Linked DNA regions of Homo sapiens: regions 1 and 2 are each linked to region 3. The links are chromatin contacts, found by Hi-C or POLR2A ChIA-PET in ENCODE. All regions are on one chromosome and are shown on one strand. The core of a region is the stretch at or near the end of the contact, and the rest is flanking DNA. Distances in the headings are between cores, read along the strand shown.

Region 1 (3,118 bases), core at 376-2,875, 220 kb before region 3:
GTGACAAGAAACATGCAAAACGATGTTCATGGGAATACAATATCAGCTCAAATGTATATATATATATACTGACAGAAGAGTTCAAGACACTTTCCATCAAGAGCACCCACATTTCCACTCCACTTGCCTGCCCCCAGCCCCAAACCACAAAACTCGTTAAAAATAAAGTCATGCAAAACACTTAACAAATAAAACTGGCTTCAGAGGGCAGAAATCACTAATCTGTAATACAGCCCCCAACTACACTACTCAAGAAACAGACCTTCTTTTTCACTTTTATCCGATAACATAATTTTTTTTTAATTGAAAGTAGGAGATAGGAGGGGAGTGTCCAAAGAAATTAATGCAAGTTTCCTCACCTTGGAATTTCTGATCATCTAATGAAGGGAGTTCAGAGGACTACAAAGGAAGACACAAGCAACAAGAAGTAAATGTTAGCAGTTTTTTTTGTTGTTGTTTTGTTTTTTTCTTTCGAGACAGGGTCTCACTCTGTCACCTAGGCTGAAGTGCAATGGCACAATCTTGGCTCACTGCAACCTCTGCCTCCTGGGTTCAAGTGATTCTCCTGCCTCAGCCTCCCGAGTAGCTGGGATTACAGGTGCACACCACCACATCCACTCAGCTAATTTTTGTATTATTAGCAGAGACAAGGTTTCACCATATTGGCCAGGCTGGTCTTGAACTCCTGACCACTGGTGATCTGCCCACCTCGGCCTCCCAAAGTGCTGAGATTACAGGCGTGAGCCACCGTGCCGGGCCCACAATTGTCAGTTTTAAAGGTATTTGCCTACAGCAACGTTCAGTAAAAAATAAATCAGTGTCTGATATTTACTAGGCTAAAACTTGTACTGGCCAAAATCTAACAGGCCAACTTAAATATAACGATATTAAGGATATTTCCAACTGCCTCCTTAACAATTCCACTTGGGTATCTGATATACACCTTAGTACAATCAAAACTGGACTTTTTTCCTCTCTTACTCCTGGCTTTCCCATCTCAATGCAAACAGCATTATCCTCTACTCAGGCTAAAGATGATCCACAAGCCAAAAGTCCGTGAAGTATCTTTGATTCCTTCTGTTTAATCTCCCACATCTGAACCACGAGCACCATCTGTAGAGTCTACTTCCGAAATAGATGCCAGATCCACCGACTTTGGCCTTCTCCTCTCCCTAACCTCCCCCGTCAAAGTGACCAGCATCTTTAGCTTGGGTGACCACAATAGCCTCCAGTTTGGTCTCCCTTTTAAATTTCACCTCCTACAATCCATTATCCTCCATCAAACATCCAAGGGGAAGGTTTAAAAAACATAGGCTGTGATGCACTCAGCATAAGCCCTCCAACAACTTCCCACAGGACCGAGAATAAGGTTCAAACTCCAAGGTGGCATATGCGAACCTCTGTAACCAGCCCTGCCCACACCTCCTGAATCATCTCCTGGTGCCCAGTGTCTTTCTCATGGAACACTCTGTCATTCCTGCCTGAGGGCAGATGCTTTGCTGGTTCTTCCCTGGGAACATTCTGCCCCGGATTATGCAGGGCTGCCCTTTTCTGACACTCAATCCTCAGCTCAAACATCGCCTCTTTACTGAGATCTTCCTGCTCTGACACCCAACATCAACCAGCCCCCTGCCCATGACACTGCCCGGCCAGCTTTCACTTCACCCTGTTTTATTTCATTGACTCATCAGCTTCTGACACTGTGATTTGTGGATTTGCTTATTTATTGTTTGTGGTATGCTATAAATGCTGTGAGATAAGAACCTTGTCTGTCTTGTTTACCAACTAGTTCTCTAGCAATTAGAACAGTGTCTACCACATTATAATATCCCATAAATAGCACTGAATGAACAAATATAGAATGTTTATCCGCTAATCTTACAGTTCCATGATGGTCCTTGCGACTGAGGTTAAGAAGCTCACACAGATGGGAGATCTGTCTGTTTGCCAGTGTTCATTGTGTGAACCCTGGTCCAGTTGGAGAGACCGAGTTCTGCAACAGACCCTGTCTAGACAGATGGTTTGGGCATTTGTTTTCTTTTACATTAGCTTAAAGGGCAACAAGACTTTGTCAGCCTATTGAGAAAAAGCCAAACCCTGAAAAACTGGATGCTATGGACTTCTGCACTAATGTTGTTGGAGTGTTACCCTTTCCTGTAAACTGCCAATTACTGCGTGAGTTCACACATGTATCCCTTCACTGAAGCCAACGAAGGGATTTATTTACCAAAACAGGAGCGGTACATTAAAGGGAGCTGTCTCACAGCATTTAAATGACCTCATTACTGCTGGAACCAAAAATAAAACTTTATAACAGCAACTTTGCCCCATATGTGAGAAGACACAATCCAACCAGAATCTTGCTGCCGTAAATACTCCGGCGCTAGTTGCAAACCTTTTCTGAAACCGTTTGCTTACCCCTTCTTATTCAGAATGATCAGTAAGAAATGGGTGAGCATAATGTCAGAGCTGGAAGTCCCTTAGTCATCAGACCAAAATGCTCAGTTTATAGGTGAGAAAACAGAAGGCCAGAGAAAGGCCGCAGCAACCTGAAGGCCACAGTGCTGGGGATGGCAGAACTGAGGCAGGAACTTCAGGGTCCCATCTCCCAGGACTAGTATTCTTGGGGCCTTGATTAATAAATACCTACAAGGCACTGAGCTAAGACGGGAAACAAAGACAAAGAAGGCCCCGCCCTGCACTATTCACAATAGCAAAGATACAGAATCAACCTAAGTGTCTATCAATGGCTGACTGGATAAAGAAAATGTGGTATACACCAGGCCAGGTGTGGTGGCTCATGCCTGTAATCCCGGCACTTTGGGAGGCCGAGGCAGGCAGATCACTAGAGGTCAGGAGCTCGAGGCCAGCCTGGCCAACATGGTAAAACCCCCTCTCTACTAAAAATACAAAAAATTAGCTGGACATGGTGGCGTGTGCCTATAGTCCCAGCTATTTGGGAGGCTGAGGCAGGAGAATTGCTTGAACCCAGGAGGCAGAGGCTGCAGCGAGCCAAGATCGCGCCACTGCACTCCAGCCTGGGTGACGGAGTGAGACTTCGTCTCAAAAAAAAAAAAAAAAAAAGAAAAGAAAATGTGGTATATACCACAGAATACTC
Region 2 (3,132 bases), core at 500-2,999, 250 kb before region 3:
TGACTGGCATCTTTAAGAGAAGCCAAGAATCTTTTCCTCATCAACCTGCCTTTTCTTGATATTACTGAGTCTCTCTGGTCTGCCCTATTGGGAGGTAATTCTCCCTGGGTCTCTTGCATTTCTGCATGGCGTGCAAACAGAGACAGAGGCTGTTGTTACATGGAATTATCTGTCTTTCCAGGGATGTTTGTAGAGTGAACAGCCTTGAAAGTTAGATAGTGTCTCAGGAGGAAGGGACAGGTTCCTTCCTCTGGTGCAAAGGTTGGTCAGGTCTGCTTCTAGCCCATCATAAAAGACTGAGGTTGCCTATGGTGAGGGATCCTCAGCTGTGATGCAAATCCACTGCATGTGCACACCCCCGAGCCTGTGTCACCGCCACAGGACTTGCAGGGGAAAGGGGAAATGATGTGAACATAAAGCCCTAAATAAACTGGGGTTAAATCCTAAAAACTGGGATTAGGGAAGCTAAAATCTAGTTGCTGTGCCATGAGTAATAAAAAGTCATTTGTCTCTGACTCAGGAATCTCAAGTCTCCTGCCAGCATCCATGAAACTATAGTGGAAAAGCTTTTTTTTTTTTTTTTTTTTTTTTACAGTTCTTGATACTACCTTTGGCAAATTTAAATAAGGTCCCAAGAACAAAATCTTGCCTAGGACAACTGTCTAGGGACTGGGGTTTGGGTCATCTTTCTAAATGTTAAGGGCGTGGGGACAATGTTTTGATACTATTGAGGGTCCACTTACTTTTTTTTATTTGCATATCACTAAAAAGTAAAGCACATGAGAGACTTGCTGTTGAATGAATTCAGTCTTCTTGGAGCTGGAAAAAACTGTATTTATTCCTGTGGAAAACAGCCCAGGCTGCAGATGCTGAAAAACACAATCTTTTTCCAGCATCCAGCACCAAGGATCTCCTTAACTAAGAATGAGCAAAATAATGGCTGGGCGCGGTGACTCACGCCTGCAATCCCAGCAATTTGGGAGGCCAAGGCAGGCGGATCACTTGAGGTCAGGAGTTCCAGACCAGCCTGGCCAACCTGGTGAAACCCCGTCTCTACTAAAAATACAAAAATTAGCTGGGTGTGGTGGCACATGTCTATAATCCCAGCTACTCGGGAGGCTAAGGCAGGAGAATTCCTTGAATCCGGGAGGCAGAGGTTGCAGTGAGCCAAGGTTGTGCCACTGCACTCCAGCCTGGGCAACAAGAGCGAGACTCTGTCTCAAAAAAAAAAAAAAACAAAAAAAACAAAAAAAAAAAATAGAAGGAGCAAAATAAGAAATAGGAGAGATCAAAGGAGGCCATTAAGGGCTTTGGTTTTTTTTAAACACAAAAAGTCAAGGAAATTTAAGTTGAGATGTTAATTACTTTAGATTTTAAGATCTTTGGATTATGACCTACAAGGGCATTTAATTTATTTGAACATTATTATGTTGACATTTTATATCATTGCAGAACCTCTGAAAAGTTGCACTAGACAATGTGGCTAGAAATAATTTTGGATGAGAAATACCACAGGGACTGAGTTTTAGTTTCTGGCAAATTTCGTCTTCTAGGGGTGGGGGGCAAACCATCATTGCCCATGAGACAGGCCTCTTAGGTCCAAGCTAAATATCCTTAGAAATATCCTGTAACTGTTTCAAAGCATTTGTGAGCTCTCCTGGAACACACTGTGACTAATAGCATGTCGCAATCCTGAGTATCCGCTGTCTTTCTCAGCCAGCTCTTGCAGCCTTACGAACAAACCATGCAAAGCGTGGCTTTTATCTCCAGCTGTTTCCTTTGTGCAAGCTTGCCTAGTCCCAAAGAAAACTTCAGGACTGGTTGCACCCAGTTCTCACCATGTTTTTATGGTTCCCAAGACTTGAAAAAAAAAGAAAAAATCTGCAGATGTGACAGAAGACATCTAAGCTCCAAATCCCCAGGAAGCTCTGTTGGCTCATTCCCCGGTCAGTGTCCATAGGACAGTGGAACGCAGCGATTTCCCTTTCAGGCTTCAGTCACACTAAGATTATTTTTAGGTTGCCAAAGGAAGCTCATTTTCCAAGTCTCTGGGGCAGATGTTTGAGTGACCGAAGGAGAACCAGATGGTCATCAGAGAGGCCTGGGCTGGGAATGAATAACCATTCAGAAAATGGGAATCAGGACAACAATAAATCAGCACAAAGTAGCAAGAAGCCTGCAAGTTACGTGTAGAAATTAAAACAGGAATCTACTGCTACACTCGACCCGCTGCTTTCCAATCAAGAGAGTAACTCAGAACTAAAGAGGAAAACAGCAACACCACAAAGTCAAACTCGTCAACCCTGGGCGTGCTCTGGTACACGCCGGGCATGTGTGCATAGATCAGAGGTTGTCAGATGCAGCTGGGAGTGGGGGGAGCCGCAACTGATGCCCACTGCGACGCTCAGGCTGTGGCTCCGCAAATGAATTAATACTGCCCTTGTTCTAGCTAAGCCCATTTCCAGCTTCCTCCCATTCATCACCCCCAAACAATTTGAATGGGCTTAACACACATTGAGAGTGATTATTTTTATGCGTTGAAATTTAAAGAGATCTCTTGGTTCCTTAGAAAGTTGAGGTAATCACCTTTAAGGGCACAGGAATGTAATCAGTCATTAGCTTGTAACTGACCCTCTTGCAGTGGGTTTGTATGTGTCATGTTCCCAAGAGAGGCTAGTGTCCTCTAGTAACTCTCAGCTCTTTGAAAATAACAGGGGGGCCAGGCATGGTGGCTCACGCCTGTAATTCCAGCACTTTGGGAGGCCGAGGCGGGTGGAGCACCTGAGGTCAGGAGTTCAAGACCAGCCTGGCCAACATGGTGAAACCCCGTCTCTACTAAAAGTACAAAAAATCAGCCGGGCGTGGTGGCACACACCTGTAATCCCAGTTACTCAGGAGGCTGAGGCAGGAGAATTGCTTGAGCCCGGGAGGCAGAGACTGCAGTGAGCCGAGATCGTGCCACTGCACTCCAGCCTGGGCGACAGAGCGAGACTCTGTCTCAAAACAAAAACAAAAAACAAAAACAACAAAAAAAGGAAACAACAGGGGATGTGGAGGTCAAGGAGGAGAATGCATGTGTTCAACCTTAGTACAGATTTCAAATTGAGGTAAGGTAATAACAGGCATCCTCTG
Region 3 (3,022 bases), core at 116-2,615:
GGCGTGCATCTGCAGTCCCAGCTACTCGGGAAGCTGAGGCAGGAGAATAGCTTGAACCTAGGAGGTGGAGGTTACAGTGAGCCAAGACTGCACTACTGCACTCCAGCCTGGGCGACAGAGCAAGACTCCGTCTCAAAATAAATAAATAAATAAATAAATAAATAAATAAATAAAATAAAAAATAAGGCCAGGCGTGGTGGTTCATGCCTGTAATCTCAGCACTTTGGGAGGATGAAGCAGGCAGATCACGAGGTCAGGAGTTCGAGACCAGCCTGGCCAACATAAGTAACCTGTCTCTACTAAAAATGAATAAATAAATAAATAAATAAATAAATAAATAAATAAATAAAATAAAAACACAATGTATGGGGAGTAGGGTAGGGACCCGAAAGGATGTCTGTGCACTGAGTGAGACCACAGGGCAGGGAGGCAGTTGGAGGACTGTTCCTCATAGCTCAGATGGGATCCAGTGACTGCCTGGATAGGGGAGTGGCAATGGGATGGTGGGGGAAGGGGCTGGCATCTTGGACAATTTCAGAGGCACAGTTAACTGGTCTTGGTGACCACTTGGAATGAGGTTAGTGGGGAAGGGGATAGAGAAGAGGAGGAGTCCAAGATGACCTAGGGAACGGCAGAGACCTAGGGGCTCCGCCAGTGAAGGCCCCTTATTCACACAGGCCTTGTCCTTTGCCTCTTACACTCCAGGAATCTGAGCTTGGCACTCTTGTCAGGACTCCAAACCAGACTTCTTGCCTTTCTGTTCCATTGGCTAGCTTCAGACCTAGTGGGAATGGCCAAGGCTTTCCTTCTTACTGTGACAGTGGACTGCCCCTCCCCCATGTCCACCTAACGCATGCTGGCCACACTCATGAAGCCTTAGTCAAAAACTCCCCATCTAAATCCACAGGGCCCGGGAGAGCCAGGTTTGTTACCGGAAGCTCACAAAGCTCAGCCTCTTTTAAAGCAATTAAAAGCCCAGTGTGGGAGACCTTTGGCACCAAGTTTTTCCACCTACTAGGCTCTCAGCACAGATCTAACAGTCCACCAGCGTTGGAAGGCCAACACGTTACCCTGGAGCCAAGTGGGAGATGACTACACACACACACACACACACACACACACACACACACACACACGCTCTGTGAGTGCAGCTCTCCACTCCCTCTTCCCCTTCCAATTTCCCAAAGCTCCCATTCAACAAGGAAAACATGGATCTGATTATGAGGTTTGACTTGGGCCAAACAGTTGCAGCCCTACTCTCATCAGGCAGACTGGAGTAGGGACAAATTTCCATCAGAAAGGCCAAGGGAAATGAGTGACAAGTATAGAACTGAGCTGGCTGGGCCAAGGAGAAGGAGCTGCAAAGGAGAAAATTGTCTCTATTACGTCAAATCCGTCCTCAGATAATGAACTGCCAAGCCGCCACATGCTTCTGCAGCATCACATTAATCTTTTTTTTTTTTTCAATTACATCTCTATTCCAGCCACCTAATAAAAAAGTGTGGATCCACTCCCCACTCAGACAAGGATCTATGGAACATGAGAAACAGGCAAATTCTAACTAGAGGACAGTATTTACAATCGGTTCCAGATTCCCAAAGGAAAACAATTTTGACTCAAATAAGTAATTTGAGAAAGACAACTTTTGAAAAGTTTAGGCATGAAGACGTTTGTACTATAGCGTGAGGAAGAAAGGCTAATTAGAAAACAAAATGTAGTTGGCAGCCTGCTGGAGTTGGCTCTCGATGTTTCCCAAGAGCTGATTGTTAAAATTTCAGGAAGTTTGCAAGCTGGTTGACATCATGTTGATACTTTGAAACCAGCCATGGTGGGAGTGTTTACACCACAGAAATTGGCAAATGCTACAAATCAGGATGGCCCCTCCCTGCCAGCCATTTGTTAAACATTTAACAGCACACTAAGGAGTATGATCCCTTTCCATTTTTAAAGTTCTATTTATATACACATTGGTGTATGTGTAAAAAGTCAGGAAGTAAAATAGCTAAAACATTAAAACACTAACTGTTTTCATTCTGGGTGGTAAGACTAACAAGCAGTTTTTTGGTTTTTGTTTTTTTTTTGAGAGGGAGTTTTGCTCTTGTTTCACAGGCTGGAGTGCAAAGGTGGTGTGATCTTGGCTCACTGCAACCTCTGCCTCCCAGGTTCAAGCGATTCTCCTACCTCAGCCTCCCAAATAGCTGGGATTACAGGCGTGCACCACCACACCCGGCTACTTTTTTTGTATTTTTAGTCGAGATAGGGTTTCACCATGTTGGTCAGGCTGGTCTCGAACTCCTGACCTCACGTGATCTGCCTGCCTCAGTCTCCCAAAGTGCTGTGATTACAGGTATGAGCCACCACACCTAGCCACTAACAAGTAGTTTTTATCTTCTTTGTTTTCTTTTTTCTACAGTGAACCTGTATTCTCTGCACAATGATCAACTTTTTGGCAAAGGGGGTGGTTTCTTTCCCTTCTGAGCTCTGATTCACACCTTTCCTCATCTTTCTTTTATCTACTCCTGCCCTGGCCTCCCAGGTTTTTACCCTCTGTGTAGGGTGGTGCTCAAATCTGAACTACCCACCTACCCACAGGTCAAGTAGAACTCTGGGAAATAAGAACGGGTGAGCAGATGCCAGGCTCCAGGAAGACACAGCCCCAGCTCAGCCCACACCAGGCTTAGGGCTGGGGTGAGCTGGCTTCTGGACCTCTGCTCTGGGCATAAAGCTGTTATTGGTGATTTAACAAAGGAGGGATGAACAGCTGGGGAGAATAGGAGTCACTGCCCAGGTCACCCTGGGACTCTGTGGCTGGAACACCATTCCTCTAGGTGTCGACATCGGTTTTCACCAGCTGCATGCTAGCTATTCCTGATGTCTGTAAAGCGGGTAGATCACTCTCAACACTCTTCCATCTATGATCTCACTGTATCCTTGCCATGATTGGGTGCTCTCCCAATTTAACAAATATGTAAACACGGTCCCAGAGAGCCCAAGTGACTTGTCTAAAGTCACACAGCCAGGA

Evidence for each region. Hi-C counts contacts between places; a loop is a spot of excess contacts on that map. ChIA-PET counts read pairs that join two places held with the same protein, here RNA polymerase II (POLR2A). Pooled maps may share reads with other maps.
Region 1: a map with no recorded cell type shows a loop between it and region 3 (1.8-fold over the local background). The contact joins two enhancer-like sites. A Hi-C loop is called at or near these places in 3 of 37 single-sample maps with no recorded cell type and 3 of 50 pooled maps.
Region 2: a map of cardiac septum shows a loop between it and region 3 (18-fold over the local background). The contact joins two enhancer-like sites. A Hi-C loop is called at or near these places in 1 of 168 maps with a recorded cell type or tissue (cardiac septum) and 5 of 50 pooled maps. POLR2A ChIA-PET finds 5 or more read pairs at or near these places in 2 of 52 experiments (Caco-2 and RWPE1).

The regions. Positions count from the first base shown.
Region 1 is chr5:31,989,388-31,992,505 of GRCh38, reverse strand. The region is part of intron 3 of PDZD2 (PDZ domain containing 2); the gene reads right to left. Among named protein-coding and RNA genes, the nearest start is that of MIR4279, 55 kb to the right of the region's middle. Within about 2 kb of position 1,625, at least 2 of the 41 ENCODE cell types and tissues checked have a DNase peak (open chromatin) inside an H3K27ac peak, as active enhancers do.
Region 2 is chr5:32,026,789-32,029,920 of GRCh38, reverse strand. All of the region lies in intron 6 of PDZD2 (PDZ domain containing 2), which reads right to left. Among named protein-coding and RNA genes, the nearest start is that of MIR4279, 92 kb to the right of the region's middle. RefSeq lists an enhancer at 2,387-2,888. Within about 2 kb of position 1,749, at least 17 of the 41 ENCODE cell types and tissues checked have a DNase peak (open chromatin) inside an H3K27ac peak, as active enhancers do.
Region 3 is chr5:31,773,779-31,776,800 of GRCh38, reverse strand. All of the region lies in intron 1 of PDZD2 (PDZ domain containing 2), which reads right to left. Among named protein-coding and RNA genes, the nearest start is that of PDZD2, 140 kb to the right of the region's middle. Within about 2 kb of position 1,365, at least 4 of the 41 ENCODE cell types and tissues checked have a DNase peak (open chromatin) inside an H3K27ac peak, as active enhancers do.